2 separate regions of the Homo sapiens genome follow, and region 1 is linked to region 2. Evidence: read pairs that join two places in POLR2A ChIA-PET (ENCODE). Cell type or tissue: PC-9. All regions are shown on one strand. Links, peaks and the distances in the headings refer to the core of each region. The heading gives the core; the rest is flanking DNA. Region 1 overlaps LOC105374378 (a long non-coding RNA gene). Region 2 overlaps BABAM2 (BRISC and BRCA1 A complex member 2).

Region 1 (11,453 bases), core at 1,829-9,828, 210 kb after region 2:
GGTGTGTGCCTTTAGCCTCAGCTACACAGGAGTATCTCTTGAGCCCAGGGGTTTGAGGCTACAGTGAGTGAGTTATGATCATATGACTGCACTCCAGCCTGGGTGACAGAGTGAGACCCTGTTAAAAAACAAACAAACAAAAACAACAACAACAAAAACAACACACACACACAAACACAATTTTAAAATAATTTGTCATTTCCTTTCTTATTACAAAAGTAATACTTTTTTTTTTGAGACAGAGTCTCGCTCTGTTGCCAGGCTGGAGTGCAATGGTGTGATCTCAGCTCACTGCAACCTCTGCCTCCCGGGTTCAGGTGATTCTCCTGCCTCAGCCTCCCGAGTAGCTGAGACTACAGGCACACACCACGACGCCCAGCTAATTTGTATATTTTTAGTAGAGATGGGGTTTCACCAGGTTGACCAGGATGGTCTCGATCTCCTGACCTCATGATCTGCCTGCCGTGGCTTCCCAAAGTGCTGGGATTATAGGCATAAGCCACCGTGCCTGGCCCTACAAAAGTAATATATGTTCATTATGGAAATTTTGGAAAATGCAGATATACAAACAAGGAAATAAAAATCACTGTACCCCCAAATTCTGTGAAAATTGCTGTTAACACTTTGGCATATATCCTTCTGGGCTGTGATATATTTACAGTATATGTAATATAATTTTTAGCATATTGTATATATTATTTTATAACTTGCTTTGTGCACTGTACATGACAGACATTTACTATTTACCACATCAGGTGCTCAGCTTAGTGCTAAGGGTTCTGACATGAATAGGACAGTCACCTAGCTCTTGGGAGTGAGTGAAACCTAGAAGTAGGAGAGACTTATTAGACAATAATTACAGGAGACAATTTGATAGAAACCACTTTGATAAAAAGAAGGGCTTGCTCAACTCAGCCTTGAGATGTTGAAATGGCTTTTCAGAGGTTGTCAGTGGGTAAAGAGATGTTTCAGACAGAGAAATGGGCAAGTCCTACCTGGGCAGAGGAAACACTGTGCAGACCAGCTGGGGCATGTTTATGGCCTGTTTCAGTAAGTGGATCATAGCAGGAGGCAGGATGGAATAGCAGCGTAGCTAGGACCAGATCCTAAGGGGCCTTAAATGGCATGCCAATATTTCTGAGTACTGTGCAGTCTTCAAGGGTTACAACAGATCACGAACCTTCCAGTGCTTCCTCTCATAACACAGTATTTAGATTCCCAGACTTTGGAGCCAGATCGGCTGAGTTCAAACCCTGTCTGTGCAACTATCAGCTGTTCAGCTGTGTGACCTTGGGCAAGTTACTTAACCTCTCTGAACCCTGATTCCTCCTGCAAACGGTGGGAAAAATAATAGAACCAATCTCTCTGGGTTGCTGTAAGGATTAAATTAATTTACAGTGCATGTAACATGCTTACAGCAATGTCTGGCACACAGTAAGCACTAAGTATTTGTTGTTATTTGTCATCTACCATCACCTCAACTATCTCTTCTAGCAGCTGAATCTTCTGTAATTTAACCCCAAGGAAGTTTAAGAGCAAGGTGGGCTGCCTAGATCCCTGGTTTGCAGGAGCGGGTTGTTTGTCAGAGCTGGAGCTGGGGAGCTTCCAGCCAAACCCTGAGACTTGGGGAGGGGTCAAGAAAGGAGCCTGCTTACCAACCACTTCTGGGGAGACCCTAACTAACATCCCGTCCCTCCTCCCCACTGTCAGGAAGGCATCCTCAGGGCTGGGACCGGGCCCATACAGCTGCCTTCTCTCTTGAGGAGAAAGCTGTGATGGAAACCCTTTTCTCTAGGGAGGAAATGGGCAGGGAATGACATTTGTGTCCCCACCAGTATGCAAATCACCTTATGAGACAAATGATTTTGCAGGAAAACACATCCTGTTTCCTCTAGAACATTTCCCTTGATGTCTGGGGGGAACTGGTTGGAATGGTCAAGGTCACAGCAAGTGTTCAGAAAGCTCCTGACCACTGTCCCCTGTCCCGGAGAAACCAGGGAGTGGTAGAGAAGGGACTAGGCTTGGCAGTCCTAGGCTTGGCAGCTGACAAGGAAACTGGCCCTGGGCACACAAGCTCCCTCGCCAGGTTTTCCCAGATGACAAGGGTGCAGGGAGGCCTGGTGGAGCAGCGTCTGGGGAGCCAGGGGTCCTGGCTTCTAGGGCTAGCTCAGCCCCTCACAGGGAGGCCTGGTGGAGCAGCATCTGGGGAGCCAGGGGTCCTGGCTTCTAGGACTAGCTCAGCTCCTCACCCACAGCATGACCTTCGACAAGTCATTTCCCTCTGTAGACCTGAGTTTCCTTATCTGTAATATGAGAGGGTTAAATGAAATCAAGTGTTTGTAACTTGGGGTACACAGATCCTTAAATCATCGATGGGCTTCAGGGGATTGCTGCCACCCCTCAAGTGTATGCAAATATACAATTGTGCATGTGTATATTTTTCTGCAGAGGTGTGCAAAACTGTCATCAGTTCACAGAGGGATCTATTATCCAGACAAAAGTTTAGGTGGTCTCTGGGCTCCCTTGAGCTGGGTGCTGGGCTGATGGAAGTTTCTCAAGGCCAAGGATATGCCTTTAACACCAGCGAGGCATAGTTCTGGCACACTGTAGAGCCTCAATGTTTGTTGAATGAATGATGTAGAGGCTCAATGTTTGTTGAATGAATGAATGACACTCATCAAATGCTGGGTCATGAGCACAGCAAAGGGCGGAGATGGATATTGGCGCAGGGTCTCAGCTGTGGGAGTGAAGTGGGACAGCGAGAGGGCTAGTAAGGGGTCAGGGTTTGGAGAGAACAGGAGAGGTGTCTAAGAATGTAACCTGAATCTGCTCAGTCCAGGGGCTGTCTGGTTTGGGTTTCTAGTCACTACCAGGCGTGCACACCTCTCATTCCCCTTTGTTCTTTATAGAAGACTCGGCTAAGCCAAACCCAGCCCCAGGTTCAGCAACTAAATTGGTTTGGTTGCAGCAATTAAAATTCTCAAGCTTCTCCAACCAGAAAATCCATCGAACTTGAAGAATGTAGCCTGGTCTCCAGGGGTCACTGGAACTGGTATGGAAGTGAAAGTAAAAGCAGGGGTCAGCCTGTCTGCCTGCCAAGGATACCTCCAGCCCTAATGGGCCCCTACACCCTTCATTCAGGCGCTGCCCCCACTTGGACTTTTGGCTGAACTCTGTCACCCTCTAGTACCTTTGAGCTTTTCCTGTCCACTCATACCTTCTTCTTGGCCTACACATATGCACTGGTTTCTACACTGGTCTCTCTTGTCCTTAAAATGCCTTCACCAGTTTTTTTATGATCTGGGAAAACGCTTGTGATTTGATGATTAGGATACACACACACACACTCACACACACACATGCACAATTGTGTATCTATAGTAGTCTCAACCCCAAAATATAAAACATGTAGAAATTCATATACACAAGCATAATGTTTTGATGTTTGCGCTGTCTTAAGACCATTCTGTTTCTCCCCTTCTGTTACAAAGGAAATGTGCTCAGATGAAAGGGATTCTGAGAACTCAATAGCAGAGGAGGCACAGAGGCTGAGGGCATCTGTATGGCAGGCGAGACACCCAGGGAGGATAATTGCATGGTCCAAGACCCAGAGGCCCCTGGGCAGGTACAGGCCTGGCTAAAGGAAGCTCATGTAGTTCCCTGGAAAGGCCAAGCTTGGGAAAAATGGTTTCAGCTGGTCAGGCCCTTTGAGGTAGGACCTCAGCCCATTGGAAGGAGTAGGGGGATGGGGTGGGTACACGACCCAGCAGAATCCATTCCCTTGGAGAGGGGTAGCAAGGGCTGGGGCCAGGCCTGGGGTTGATGACTGAGCTCACTCTGCCTGGAGAACTGGGGCAGACCAGCTTTCCCCCAGGCAGAGGCCAGTACAGGGGAGGAGGATGAGAGACTGTAGGGATTCCCAGTTAGTCTCCCCAGGCCTCACCTCAGCAGGCTAGATACAGTCGGGGAAGTCAAGCATGGGGGAAATGCCTCCTCTCATTTCTCAAGGGAGAACTGGAAGCTGTTTCCCCCTTTGCACTTTTCAGTCTGGCTTCCAGCCTCATCTGTTTTCTGGAACCATTCTCTTTCCAGAGCCCCAGAGGCCTCCATCCAATAGCACTTGTGTTAACACTGCCAGTGCCCACTTCCTGGAACCCTCTGCATCCTTGGCCTTCCTGGCCTCAAGTTCCCTGTTGTTCTTCCCCTCGGGTCACCCCTTCTTCCTTTACTGTGCCCTTTACAAGCCCTTCCTTCCCTGCTGTGGGAACCCCCAATGCTCAGGCCTTGGGATTCTGCTCTTCCTTCTCTACGGTGGGCTCCCTTAGAAAAATTAGCTCTCTCTGGGTTTCAACTGATGCTTCCACAACAACGACATAATGGATAGTAGAGAGACATGGTCACTGGGGAATAGATTTTTTTAAAAATAATATCCTCCACTTTGGGAGGCCGTAGGCAGATCACCTGAGTTCAGGAGTTCGAGACCAGCCTGGACAACATGGCAAAACCACATCTCTATTAAAAATACAAAAATTAGCCAGGCATGGTGGCATACGCCTCCCAGCTACTCAGGAGGCTGAGGCAGGAGAATTGCTTGAACCCAGGAAGCAGAGGCTGCAGTGAGCTGAGATCATGCCACTGCACTCCAGCCTGTGCAACAGAGCAAGACTCTGTCTCAAAATAATAATAATGATAATAATAATAATAATATCCTCACTTTGCAGAGAGGAAAGGATTCAGATGAGTTAGGAGACCCACCCAAGGGTCACTCACCTTAGGCAACTCGCCCTTTTTACCACCTTCTCTTCCGTCGTGGCCCCATCCCCACAGCGACCTATGAGGCTGTAACACACAGAAGGAAGCCCCACTTAATCAAAAGTAACTGGGCCAACTCCTCCTGCCCAACCCCATGCCATGGCCAGATCATTGTCAAGCTGTCCCAGGCGTGCGTCATGGTCACTCCCTGATCTGACTTGAACATTGGCCTTGGGAGGAAAACGGAGCTGTCAGTCTGACTTCCTCTTCCTTTCTCCCCTCTGCCTCTGCTGAGAGCATTGAGGGAGGAGTCATAGTTCTCTTCATAGTCATAGTTTCCAGAATAAGGCATTTCCATAGGCAGCCGGGTGCGGTGGCTCACGCCTGTAGTCCTAGCACTTTGGGAGGCAGAGGCAGGCAGATCACCTGAGGTCAGGAGTTCCAGACCAGCCTGGCCAACATGGCGAAACCTTGTCTCTACTAAAAATACAAAAATTAGCCAGGCATGGTGGGGCATGCCTGTAATCCCAGCTACTCGGGAGGCTGAGGCAGGAGAATCACTTGAACCCAGGAAGCTGAGGTGGCAGTGAGCTGAGATTGTGCCATCGCACTCCAGCCTGGGCAACAGAGCGAGACTCCATCTCAAAAAACAAAAACAAAAACAAAAACAAAAAAATCATAGGCTATAGTAGTGCTGTTGCCATTTGACTAGTGTCTATTACACTGAGCATCTACTATATACCCAGAACTTTCCTGGGTTCTAGGGATATAGCAATGAGCAGAACAAATTCTTTTTTTTTTTTTCTTTGAGGTAGAGTCTCACTCTGTCACCTAGGCTGGAGTACAGTGGTGCAATCTCAGCTCACTGCAACCTCTACTTCCCAGGTTCAAGTGATTTTCGTGCCTCAGCCACCCAAGTAGCTGGGATTATAGCCATGCGCCACCACACACAGCTAATTTTTTTGTATTTTTTAGTAGAGATGGGGTTCGCCATGTTGGCTAGGCTGGTCTCAAACTCCTGGCCTTAAATGATCCACCCACCTCAGCCTCCCAAATTGCTGGGATTGCAAGCATGAGCCATCGCACCTGGCGCAGAACAAATTTTTATCCTATATATTGTAACAGAACTGTATTGAACGAAGTATTTCAGCCTTGGATGACACATACTTAAACCCATGAAGATGATAAAGCCCACTATCGAGAAGACTTATTGTTTTGTCTGCCCAGAACAGCACCTCCCTTCTTTGGGGGAAATCCTCCTTCACCAATTCAGCTGTAATTATGGAAGGAGCTGCCAATTATTGTGCCAATTATTGTGTATTGCTCCAGTGTTCACAGGAATGAGTGTGAAACCCAGGTTGGGCCAGTCACTGAACCCTAGGAGCCCCTTGGCCACAGTGATTGGTCTAGGAAGAGTCATATGGTCTGGGTTGAACAAATCAGAATGCCTTTCCTTCCATAGCTTTTTCCTTTAAAAGTTTTAAAATTAATTTTAAATACATAAATTATACCTGAATACGTTATCACTGAAAAAGTTTAAACCTGACAGTCTCCTTCAATCTCAACACCTAATCTTAGCTTCACCAGAGATAACCAAGGTAATTTAGTGAATCTAGACCTTTTCTATGCATTTTCATATATTTAGAAATATGTTATAAACATATATAAATATATATTATTATTTCAAGGTTTTGTTTTGGTTTTGGTTTATGCTTGAGTGATACCATATTGTATCTATATACTGCAAATTACATTTTTCATTTACCAAGATGTCTTAGGGGTTTATGTCAGTACATACTTCATTCTTTTTAATAGTTTCCAGGTTTTCAGAGTATAAAATATATCATGGTTTAAAGATGGACACTTATGTTATTCCTAATTTTGCATTACAAATAATTCTTCACATAACACCCTGGCCTGTGTTTCCTTGTGCACATACATGAGAGTTACTGGTCTGGATTTTGAGACATGGCATCATGAGATCCATGGTAACCACATTTCAAATTATAATAGATACTGCCAAATTTCCCTCCAAAGGGACTGGGACAATTTATGTTCCCTCCAATAGTGTATCACAGCATTAGGGTCTCCATTTTCCATTCCTTCATCAGTACTGGAAAAGAACAAAGTGTAACATTTTTGAACTGTGACGACTGCACACTGGTATGCTGCTGTTTGCTGTCCTCTAGCCGGAGCTGGTGTGAAAGAGTGCTTTCCTCTCTGGCCATGGGGCTGTGAGGATGGGCACACAGAGCCTCACAGCCTTGAGAGCAGGTGGATAAATCAACATCCTGAGGGGAGGGGACGTCCCAAGGATGTCCACTCCTTGAAGCCATTTGTTTTATCCCTGTCTCCACAGTAGTTTATGTAAGCCAACACCTTCATCTTTGGGGCTCAAGCTAATTAGAATTTTGTTTCTGTTACTTTCAGCCACAAGACTGAACTCATGATTAAAATGTATAAATGACCATTGTTTCTCTCATCCCTGGCCCTGAGATCACAAAGTTTATGCTGATTATTCTCTCTTATTGTTCTATTTCTCCTCTCCTCCTCATTCCTTACTTTCCTCATGCCCACATTCCTCTCCCCAGGCACCATATTCAGGGGGTTCAGATCACCTGTGGGGTCCTTTTCAGAAAGGGCAGAGGAGAGCAGGAAACAAAGCCCCTGGGAACAGGAGACGGGAGGGGCATGGGCCTGATTCCCCTGTGGAATCTTTCCCGAGTGAACACAGGCACTCTTAGTTTCTGTGCCTAGGCCTTAGGCCAATGTCTCTGTTTTAACAGAAAAAAAAAAAAGAAAGAAAAAGGAAAAGAGTAAAAAAGCAAAAACTAAAAGACACAGTGGAAGAATCTGCCCTCCCTTTTTGTTTTGAATTATCATACCCCCCAGCACTGAGTGAAAACTCATTTTGTTAAAAATTGACATAGCAGTTGCAGCTTCTTAGACACAGACACAACATAAACACATAAACACAGGCTGTGAGTGTTCTTTTGATGGTAGTATGTGTTTATTGTTTTATTTTATTAATAAAAGAGTGAGAACAGGGTACTAAATTATACCCAATCCAAAATAAAAGGAGAGCAGCTCAATATTTACTCCCATAATGACACCAGGTCACCCATCTGTAGGACGCTGGGGCCTGGTTCAGAGCAAGATGCTGTCTCCAGTTGCCATGACCCGAGGTGCTAGAGAGTTCTGAGTGTAACCCTTCTCAGATATGAGCTCATCTCACCCTGGAATAATTCTGAGAAGTAGGAATGGCATAGGGACAACATCCCCATTTCAGAAAGGAGGGGCCCTGGGGAAAGAGGCTGTGTCCTTCAGGGCCAAACAGTGACACAGGAATGGGACAAAAGCCTCCCCTCCCAAGACTAAATGTCTGTGAGAAAACTGCTGGAGAAAGGCTAGCCAGGCAGGGAGCCTGGGTGCAGGAGGTGGAGGGAGGGCGGTGAGCCCCCAGCTTGGCTGCATGTCAGGAGAGCTGGGAGAAGGGTCATGTACCCTGACATTCACAGAGGGGGTGGCACAAGAGAAGCAACTGCAGCCTCTCATTATGACCCAGTAAATCTTCAGTAAAACCCTCTGCCCTGCCATGTTTGGTGGGGAAAAACCGTTTTCTGGAAGCTGCTAAGGGGGCTGAATTTTGCATTACATTGCCTGGGGTCAAAAGAATCAACTCACAAATGAGCTGACTCACAAGCGAGTTGTCTATGAGACACCTGTATGCACATATTTGCTTTATTCACTGCTGTATCCCTGATGTCTACAACAGTGTCTGGCACACAGTGGATGCTCAGAAAATATTTGTGGAATAAACACATAGAACTCTTTACATCTGCAGTCTCTGCCACACCCACCTCTGTGTCTCCCTTCTCCAAAGTCTGGCTTAACATTCACAGAGACTCTGGTGTGGCTGACCCACTCTGTGCCCAGCACTAAAGCCTTGGTTCCCTCCGGGGAACTGAGAGGTCCCTGAGCTTCTGGAGCCGCCTTCTCGGTTATTGCAGGTTTCCTCCCCACCCAGAGTATGTGCAGCGCCCTGACCTGCTGCCCCAGCAGGTTCTCATCAGGACTCCACAGCCCACTCCATGTGTGGGCCGGAGTAGAGAGAGGAAGCTCTCCCAGCGCCACAGTGGGAGCTGCCAGCCTTGTCTTTTGCCTGTGGCCAGGGCAGGACTGTGGACTTTTCATCCCAGTTCTTCAAGCAAAGCTTCAGGCTCGCCCCCTACTGTGAAAGTGGAGGAACTTCATCTGGAGCACAACTCCCGGGCTCCTTGGAGTTCAGCATCCTTGATCACTTTTCTCTGAGCTAGGGTTGAAGCCCCAACGTTCACATGGGTTAGGATATGTGACTACGAGCAAAGCTTCACCTCTCTCAGCCTCAGTTCACTCATCATAAAGGGGGTAGGAAACAGCTGAAAACGCCATCCCTGTTCACCTGACAACAATATGGTGAGGATTAAATAAGGGCAGATGGCCGGACGTGGTGGCTCACAACTGTAATCTCAGCACTTTGGGAGGCAGAGGCGGGCAGATCACTTGAGGTCAGGAGTTCAAGACCAGCCTGGTCAACAGGGTGAAACCCTGCCTCTACCAAAATACAAAAATTAGCCAGGCGTGGTGGCGGACACCTGTAATCCCAGCTACTTGGGAGGCTGAGGCAGGAGAATCACTTGAACCTGGGATGCAGAGGTTGAAGGGGGCTAAGATCATGCCACTGCACTCCAGTCTGGGCAACAGAGTGAGACTCCATCTCCAAAATAATAATAATAATAATAATAAAACAAAAATTAGCTGGGCACGGTGGCTCAGACCTGTAATCCCAGCACTTTGAGAGGCTGAGGTGGGTAGATCACTTGAGACCAGGAGTTCAAGACCAGCCTGGCCAACATGGTGAAGCCCTATCTCTACTAAAAATACAAAAATTAGCCGGGCATGGTGGTGCACACCTGTAATCCCAGCTATTTGGGAGGCTGAGGCAGGAGAATCATTTGAACCCAGGAAGTGGAGGTTGCAGTGAGCTGAGATCATGCCACTGCACTCCAGCCTGGGTGACAGAGTGAGACTCCTTCTCAAAACAACAGCAACAACAAGAAAAAACTACAAATGAGGGCAGACATGTGACAGTTTCTTGCCTTTGTCAGGCTCTGCAAAGCTGTGGGGCTACTGTTTCCTAACAGTAGGCCACTGAACAAACAACAAATATCCACACCTTCGTTGCCTAGACCCAAGGCAGAGCAGGTGCCTTTTCCTCCATACCCCTTAGCCCAGGCTGCCCTGGGTAAGCTCTTGCTGACTGAGGGCTGCAGGCTCCTGGGCTATCTAAAGGGCCTGGACATGACACCCTGGCAGATGCTGCTGGCTAGAGAAGGGGAGCCCTGGTCCCCTCCATTCTTGGGTCACATGATCAGAGGCAGCAGCTATTCACCTGTCCAGGTGGGGAGCCATTGGCATGTGGAAGGCCATAGAAACTCAGGTTAGACGTCTGCTGGGCTGAGACAGAAGCTGGAAGGCCATCAGGGACAGAGCTTGTCTCCCCACACAACCCTGAGCCCCACACAAGGACCCAGGGCAAGTGTGGGGTAAGAGGCTGTTTCTCACTGTGGTCTCAGACAAAGGAAAATCCCCAAGGCCCTGGTGTGCAGGAGTAGTGAGGCACCCCTTGTGGGTTGCCAAATTTAGCAAATAAAAATACAAGACAGACATGCCACTTAGATGTGAATTTCAGATAAGCATCAAGTACTTTTAAAATATAAATATGTCCCATGGAATATTTGAGATATACTTATACCAAACATTATTTGTAATTTATCTGAAATTCAAGTTTAACTGGACATCTCATATTTTATCTGGAAACCCTCCAGACCCTCCAGGGCCAAAAGGGCTCGGGGGACCCAGCCCCTTCCCACAGCCCACAGCCACACCCCACTGGAGGTTCTGGGCACTCTCGCAAGAGGACGCTTCCTGCTCCAGGTGGTGCCAGGTGGTGACCCCAGCAGCCCAGCATGGGTGGAAAGAGGAAAGGGAACGCGGCAGAGGGAAAAGCCAGCAGTCCCCTTAGATTTCACCCTTGAGTGTCTGTGAGGTGAGTCACCTGTCACCTTCACAGGGCCTTGTCCGCATCAAAGGAGGTCATGGTGGCGAAGTGCTTTCACATTACAAATGCCCTTCCCGCGGGGTGTTGTGGCAGGGCCTGCACTGGCCTTTGCTCGGCTCTTAAGGGTTGGCATCCCTGGTGACCCTCCCTTTTCCCTGAGTCATCTCACCCACTGCCTGGCTCCAGTCACATCTATAAGTGGATGGCAACCCACTTAGCACTCCGTCCTCCTTTACAGTAGAATAAATATACACCACTTCTTCAGGGGAAACAGCCTCAGACCCCTATTTTCATGTGCCTACTGGACACCCTCCCAGGAGTCTTTCTGTCCCTGTCCCACCCCCTCTACCACTGCCCACAGGCGGACTCTGCCAGCTCTTCTCTGAATAACAGAGGCAGCCCCCAGCTTGCCCTGCCCCAGTTCCCTGCCCACATCACACCCAGGGGTGGGTTTCTAAAATCCAGTCTGACCATGGCGTTCCACTGCATAAGACCCTTCCATGGCTTCCTCTTGGTCTTGGGATAAAGTCAAAAGACCTTATCTGTCTTCTGCTCTCATACAGACATATTTCTTGTCATGTCACCAACTGGCCAGTGCTGT
Region 2 (8,000 bases), core at 1-8,000:
ATTACGTATATCTCCTAATGCTATCCCTCCCCCCTGCCCCTACCCCACAACAGTCCCCAGAGTGTGATGTTCCCCTTCCTGTGTCCATGTGTTCTCATTGTTCAATTCCCACCTATGAGTGAGAACATGCGGTGTTTGGCTTTTTGTCCTTGCGATAGTTTACTGAGAATGATGATTTCCAGTTTCATCCATGTCCCTACAAAGGACATGAACTCATCATTTCTTGTGGCTGCATAGTATTCCATGGTGTATATGTGCCACATTTTCTTAATCCAATCTATCATTGTTGGACATTTGGGTTGGTTCCAAGTCTTTGCTATGGTGAATAGTGCCGCAATAAACATACGTGTGCATGTGTCTTTATAGCAGCATGATTTATAGTCCTTTGGGTATATATCCAGTAATGGGATGGCTGGGTCAAATGGTATTTCTAGTTCTAGATCCCTGGGGAATCGCCACACTGTCTTCCACAATGGTTGAACTAGTTTACAGTCCCACCAACAGTGTAAAACTGTTCCTATTTCTCCACATCCTCTCCAGCACCTGTTGTTTCCTGACTTTTTAATCATTGCCATTCTAACTGGTGTGAGATGGGATAATACCTGATTTTAAAATACTGTATTGCGGCCGGACATGGTGGCTCACTCCTGTAATCCCAGCACTTTGGGAGGCGAAGGTGGGTGGATCACCTGAGGTCAGGAGTTCAAGACCAGCCTGGCTAATATGGTGAAGCCCCGTCTCTACTAAAAATATAAAAATTAACTGGGTCATGGTGGTGTGCACCTGTAATCCCAGCTACTTAGGAGGCTGAGGCAGAAGAATCGCCTGAACCTGGGAAACAGAAGTTGTAGTGAGCTAAGATCGCACCACTGCACTTCAGCCTGGGAGACAGAGCAAGACCCTGTCTCAAAACAAAAATACCAAAAAATAAAAATACAAATAAGAATAAAATACTGAATTGCTAAAAAATGCTAACAATGATGTCAGCCTCCACCAAGTCACAATCTCTTTGCTACTGCAGGGTCCTGCCTTGATGCTGATGGCTCCTGACTGATTACAGTGGTAGTTGCTGAAGGGCGGCATGGCTATGGCAATTTCTTAAAATAAGACAACAATGAAGTCTGCCACATTAATCGACTTTTCCCTTCAGGAAAAATTTCTCTATAGCACAAGATACTGTCCGATAGAATTGTACTCAACAGTAGAACTTCTTTCAAAACTGGAGTCAATCCTCTCAAACCCTGGCGAAGCTTTATCAACTAAGTTTATGAAATATTCTAAAGCCTTTGTTGTCATTTCAACAATGTTCATAGCATCTTAACCAGAAGTAGATTCGATCTCAAGAAACTACTTTCTTTGCTTATCTGCAAGAAGCAACCTTCTTCATCAGTAAAAGTTTTACCATGGCATTGTAGCAATTCAGTCACATTCTCAGGATCCACTTCTAATTCTAGTTCTCTTGCTATTTCCAACACATCTCAAGTGACAAAGTGCACTGTCAATGAGCAATAATATTTTGAAAGGAATCATTTTTTCTGAGCAGTAGTTCTCAACAGTGGCTTTCAGTAAACCGTGCTGTAAACAGATGATTGTTATTCTACTGTAGAACACAGGCGGAGTTAGATTTAGCATAATTCTTATGGGCCTTAGGATTTTCAGAATGATAAATGATCCTTGGCTTCAAATTAGTCACTAGCTGCCTTTGTCCCTAATCAGAAAGTCAGTCTATCCTTTGAGGCCAGGCATTGCCTTCTTAACTATGACAGTCCTAGACGGCATCTTCTTCCAACATAAGCCTGTTCCATCTACACTAAAAATCTGTTGCTAAGTGTAGCACTTCATCAATGATCTTAGCTAGATCTGAATTACTTACTGCATCTTCTGTATGAGCACTTGCTGCTTCACCTTGCACTTCTGTGTGATAGAAATGGCCTCTTTTCTTAAATCTCATGAACCAACTTCTGCTAGCTTCAAATTTTCTTCTGCAACTTCTTCACTTCTCTCAATCTTAGAATTGAAGAGAATTAGGACTTGTTCTTGATTAGGCTTTGGCTTAAGGGAATCTTGTGGCTGGTTTGATCTTTCATTCAAACAAAACCTTCTCCATATCAGCAATAATTTTTTCACAGTCTTATAATTCATGTGTTTACTAGAGTAGCACTTCTAATTTCCTTCAAGAAATTTTTCTTTGCATTCACAACGTGGTTAACTGTTTGGCCAAGAGGCCTAGCTTTCAGCCTGTCTCAGCTTTCAACATGCCTTCCTCACTAAACTTCATCATTTCTAGCTTTTGATTTAAAGTGAGAGGTGTGGGACTCTTCACTTGAACACTTAGAGGACACTGCAAGGTTACTAACTGGCCTAATTTCAATACTGCTGTGTCTCAGGGAATAAGGAGGCCCAAGAAGAGGGAGAAAGGAAAAAGGACGATCAGTACAGCAATCAGAACATACACATTTATTGATTAAATTCACTATCTTATATGGGTATGTATGTTATGGCATCTCAACACAATGACAATAGTAACATTCAAGAGTCAACAATCACAGATCACCATAACAGAATAATAATGAAAAAGTATGTGGAAACGCTTCATGATTTAGAAAGCAAAAATTTTTAAGTTTAAAAAAATAATAATTAAAAAGTTTGAAATGGTACAAAAATTACCAAAATGTGACACAAAGGCATGAAATAAGCACACGCTTTGGGGAAATGGCCCTGATAAACTTGCTCAACACAGGATTGCCACAAACCATCAATCAATTTCAAAGAAAAAAAAAAATCCTTGTTGAAGCACAATAAAATGAGGTTTGCCTGTACACAGGAAGATGGGCATAGGTTATATGTGAATACTATGCCCTTTTATATCAGGGACTTGCACAGGACATCTTGGAACCAATCCCCCATGGATATTGAGGGATAACTGTATTATTAAAAGGACAAAAGATCTGGGCATGGTGGTGTGTGCCTGTAGTCTCAGCTACTTAGGCTGACGCAGGAAGAACACTTGAGCCCAGGAGTTCAAGTCCAGCCTGGGCAACATAGCAAGACTGTCTCAAAAAAAAAAAAAAAAAAAAAAACAAGCCAGGCATAGTGGCTCACGCCTGTAATCCCAGCATTTTGGGAGGCTGAAGCAGGCAGATGATGAGGTCAAGAGATCGAGACCATCCTGGCCAACATGGTGAAACCCTGTCTCTAAAATACAAAAATTATCCGGGCGTGGTGGTGGGCACCTGTAGTTCCAACTACTCCGGAGGCTGAGGCAGGAGAATTGCTTGAACCCGGGAGGTGGAGGTTGCAGTGAGCCAAGATCACATATGTGTGTGTATATATATGTGTATGTTATATATATACATATATACATACATATATATGTGTTTTTTAAAAAAAAAACTCATCTTTCTAATTCTATGAACTTTTATAAATATAGTTTCCATGATCAATTACCTTTTCCTTTTATTTGGCTGTGAGCTGCTTAACACTAGAATCTTGACTCATTTTAGCATAAGAATTGCCATTATACAATGTTCACTTATTATTTATTTATTATAGAGCATACTGTGGGCTAAATTAAGTCCCCAATGTATAATGACGATATCCAACAATAATTTGCTAGAATATAATTATGTTATATGATGAGTGACAGTCCTAATACACTAATCACAAATGTTATTAAAGGTTTCCCATGAAGAGCTTATAGTAATGAGAGGATATAGGGTAACAGCAAATGCTTCCTAACATAAACCCATGCTACTAGAAAGATGCCTGTGAAGTCACATTATTTTTGTCTCAAGACTGTGGACTGACCACACACACTCATTTCTTCTCTAAGACCCCCTCCAATCCCGTTAAATGATAGTGAATACAGAAAGATAAAATCCCAAACAACAGGAAGATGAAGAGGAAGGGAGGAGAGTAGTTAATCAGTAGATGAGAAAGTTTAGCAAATTGCTAGAGACAGAATGCAGATGGAAGTGTAGTACTTGACAAGATAGGGCAGAGGAAAGCTTTGACCTGTAATAATGTGAGGAAGAGGCTACTGATGAGGAGGAAGCCATCTGTCCTAGTAAACCCATAAAAGTTTCTAGTTATCCAGTGTAAGGGGAGGCAAGAATGAGACACAGGGCTAAGAACAGGAAGAGTAAGCAAAAGCTCCTCACGGAATAGTCTATATACGTACCCCCTGAAAATGACAGGGTGATCAGGTATGTATGCCCAGGTATTCAATGAAGAAATAGAACAAACTATTTGAGGAGAGCTAGAGCAGTTGACTCACATCTGGCCCATCATTCATCCACACATTCCATAAGCCTTGCTCACCTACTCAGAAGTCCCAATCACTATTTTATTGTCTATCTTAAACAGAAATGAATACCTTTTATTTGAAGAAAAACTATAGCATAAAAGAGGGAAAAAATATGATAAACAAAAATATAATCCCTAGGGAAAATTAAAATAATTCAGATAACAGAAGAAAACATTTTTTTTGAATCTCTAAATTTTATTCTTTGAAGGAATTTAAAGGACCTATATTCATAAAATAAGAACAAGATGCTGAGAATGAGAAACAGTGCAAGAAAGAGTTCCTAGAAATTAAGATACCTAATTGTGACTGTAGTAATAAAAAATTATCGGATGGGCTAAAGGAAAACAGAAGGGTAGAAAGAGGAATAGAATCTGAGCAAGTTATTTGAGAATGGGTGCCAGCAAGATAAGTAGGTAACCTGTTTATCAAGAAATCATTCTACAAAACATAGAATCTACGATACATAGATTCTACAAAACAAGGTCAAATTCAAAAAAGTAATAAAGGCAAATCTCACAGTGATAATTATGCAGGAACAGGCCTCCAGAGCAATCGTTCAAGCAATTTATAGGCAAGGCACAGAAGACAACTACAGATTTAGAACGGACAGTAAGTTAACAATCTTGAAAATGCAAAAGGAAAATAACCAAAGACAAAAGCTGGGAGGTGAAGGAAGAGGAATTGAAGGAAGGGCAGGGGCTAATATATTCATCTCATAAAATGCAGAGGCAAAAGACACAGTATCTATGGTTAATGTAAAACTAAAGAATATACTACCCTAAGTATTCACCATTCTTGCTTAGAGATTGTCCTTAAGTAATAACGAAGCTAACTGTGTACCAGGTACCAGGTACTTACTAAGAATTCTTAGGGGTTATTCATTAACTGTGTAATACAATGTCTAAAGTGATCCATTAAAAAAAGTAAGTAAAAATTTTTAAGCTACAGGGTAACCAACACAGGAACCAATAATGGTGATATAACTACATTAAGAAGGAAAAGAAAACAGAGTTAAGGGGCATAGGGAAAACAGGCTGATGCTTCATGTATCAGCGCAGGAAGTCAAAAGATAACAATGTCTAAAACTGATAAGGCAAGAAACGGAGGCAAAAGTATATTATTTAAAGATATGGAGATCATCCCCAGAGAGCTAAACTGAAAATTTTTAGAATCTGCAAGTGATTCTCTCAGGAAACTGGACTGGGAGAGAAGACTACTGGTTTCATGTATCAAAAAATTCCAGTACTTTTACGTTTTTAACCACATGAATTATTTACTTTGATCATTTCTTTTAAATTTAGTTAATAATTTTTTCAAAAAAAAAGTAGTCGAATCTGTCCTACTACTTCAGACAGGTAAAATTATTTTATATTTTAATGGTTTCCAGAAAATGGTCTAATAATGCAAGGCTGACAAGTCAGCATGTCCAACATTTCTCATTTAATCTTGCATTTGATAAATTAGTATCAAGTGATTCTACAGAATATAGTACTAAGAATACAAAATACTATACAGAGACATGGCCCCTCCTGGCATGTAATGGTAAAACACACTGGTCCAATGGTCAAAAAGCGGTTTACCCATCTGTTCCATGTTTAATATCCATGTACTTTATTTTTCTTTTTAGGAATAGGAAAAACCTTAATAGGCTGTTCACCACAAGAATAGGTTCAAGAGAGAAAATTCCTGGTGAGATTACCAACACTAACCAACCAAAGCCACTGTGATTTCCACACTAGGCTAGAGGTTCAGTATTGGTAATAGTGACAGAGAAAAGCTGATACAGTCTAGAGGGCTGCTGTAGCTGATGGGCTAAGTCCAATGACAGATCTTCCATACTATCCATCCAAGATCAATAACTTATGGTCCAGGAACTCAAGCCAGCCCACAGACACATTCAGTTTAGCCTGCATAATATTGGCCAACTCCATGTTTTTAATTTTGAAAAAGTAGCAACATCTAAAACTGACAGAATTCAGGTAAAACTTCAGACGTCCACCTTCTCTCAATAAATCAGTAAAGGTAACTCCCCTTAAGTGACAGGGCGTCCCAGTTTGCCACACCTAGCCTGTTTCCCTCACTATATTACCAATCTAGCCCTTGTAGACCGTTTGTATCTCTGATCCTTGCTATAAAGGAGATAACATGTTGATATGCCTAAGCCATGCCAAGAGTTTTTGAGGTAGGACTCTTACACTTCGGTAACAACAGGAGATAAATCAGTGACAAGTCGTGGCGCAGCGGTTCCACAGGGGGGTTAGCAGCAGTGATGGACAGCAGCCACTCCTACCTAAAAACTGTTTCGAAATGGCCAGGTATTCTAAAGCAGTGGACTCTTTATTGAGTATTACGTAAAAGCCGCCTATAGAGAAAAAAACACATAAAAATTACCGGGCATGCCTAAATATTAGGAATTTCTGTGCATGCCTATTTAACCACAACGTATTCCCTGCCAACTGCCTTACTTTTAATCAAACTAGAATTGAATGGCAGATAAGAAAAGTGGTAAATGCTAGTGAACAATATCTTAGGAGATAACAACTAACAGCCGGAAATGAAAACTAAAGCACAAAGTCCAATAGCTGACACTGTAACCTACATTTTGAGTAAAATAGTCATCATTTACTTACACTTTAATGTCTCTCCAGCATATGGTATGTGCAGTTTAAATCGGTCACAGTTGGGCCCAGGAGTCAATGATGTGCAGCTTTAAAAAATGCAGAAACAGAAGAAAGAAAAGATTTTTTAAAAACAAACTTTAAAAACCCACATGTTTATGATACTAAACAAAACAGGATCTTTATACAAAACAGATTAAAACACTGGCTTACAGAACAAAATAAAAGCCTTTAATAGTCATGGAAGCCAAGACATGAAGACTCGTCCTAAAACAAATAATTCATTTATTTCACAATAAAACTTACATGTGTTCTAACGACAAACATCAACAGTGTGCTTCAACTACTTTTCTCAAAGAGGCATATCTCGACTTTTAAAATTAGGTATATTATCCAAAACACATGTCTATTCTTATGCCAAGAACTGTAAAATAAGAATAGTTTTATGATCATATTTTAAATATGGACTCTTAGCTTTCATTCTGTTAGTACAAAAAAGAGCCCACTTTTAGCCTTTTTCTGGTACCAGATGGTTTTCTTTCCTTCCACAAAGGTTCAGTGCTTCCTTTAGATTTGGCACACCATAACTTTCATCTGCAGGAAAGCACAATGCATACTCAATTTCAAGTAAAATGCAAATTTAAAAGGTGGGGGGTAGTTATCCAGGTCTCAACAGTTTGGTATTTTCTTTTTGTTTTGTTTTTCAAGACAAGGTCTCACTCTGTAGCCCAGGCTGGAGTGCATTGGTGCAATCTCTGCTCACTGCAGCCTCAATCTCTCAGGCTCAAGCTCCTCCCACTTCAGCTTCCCAAGCAGCTGGGACCACAGGTGCACACCACCACACCTGGCTTTTTTTTTTTTTTTTTTTTAAGAGAGGAGGTCTCACTATGTTACCCAGGGTGGTCTCGAACTCCTGGGCTCAAGTGATCCTCCTCCCACCTAGCCTCCCAAAGTGTCAGGATCACAGGCATGAGCCACTGCACCTGGCCTGGTTTTTTTTTTTTTAATCTATTATTTCACAAAGTTATACAATGTTTCTTGCTCTTCACAGATCTGCTGTACAAGATAATTTTTAT

What was found. Peaks named below come from ENCODE experiments on the same cell type or tissue, not always from the same donor. Only the 100,000 strongest peaks of a DNase experiment are listed, where the experiment ranks them.
Region 1: POLR2A ChIA-PET joins it to region 2 with 5 read pairs; 2 of 35 experiments call an interaction of 5 or more read pairs at or near these places.

The regions. Positions count from the first base shown.
Region 1 is chr2:27,721,003-27,732,455 of GRCh38, reverse strand. All of the region lies in intron 2 of LOC105374378 (a long non-coding RNA gene), which reads right to left. Among named protein-coding and RNA genes, the nearest start is that of LINC01460, 11 kb to the right of the region's middle. In PC-9, for the core only: CTCF peaks have their summits at 8,764 and 8,969 (motif pointing left); DNase peaks (open chromatin) are centred at 2,985, 8,505 and 8,980; H3K27ac peaks cover 4,041 bases.
Region 2 is chr2:27,928,845-27,936,844 of GRCh38, reverse strand. It overlaps BABAM2 (BRISC and BRCA1 A complex member 2), which reads right to left. Exons shown (of 12, transcript NM_199191.3): 3 at 6,937-7,013. Among named protein-coding and RNA genes, the nearest start is that of BABAM2-AS1, 42 kb to the right of the region's middle. In PC-9, for the core only: no CTCF peak of the experiment used is centred there; a DNase peak (open chromatin) is centred at 4,224; H3K27ac peaks cover 2,039 bases.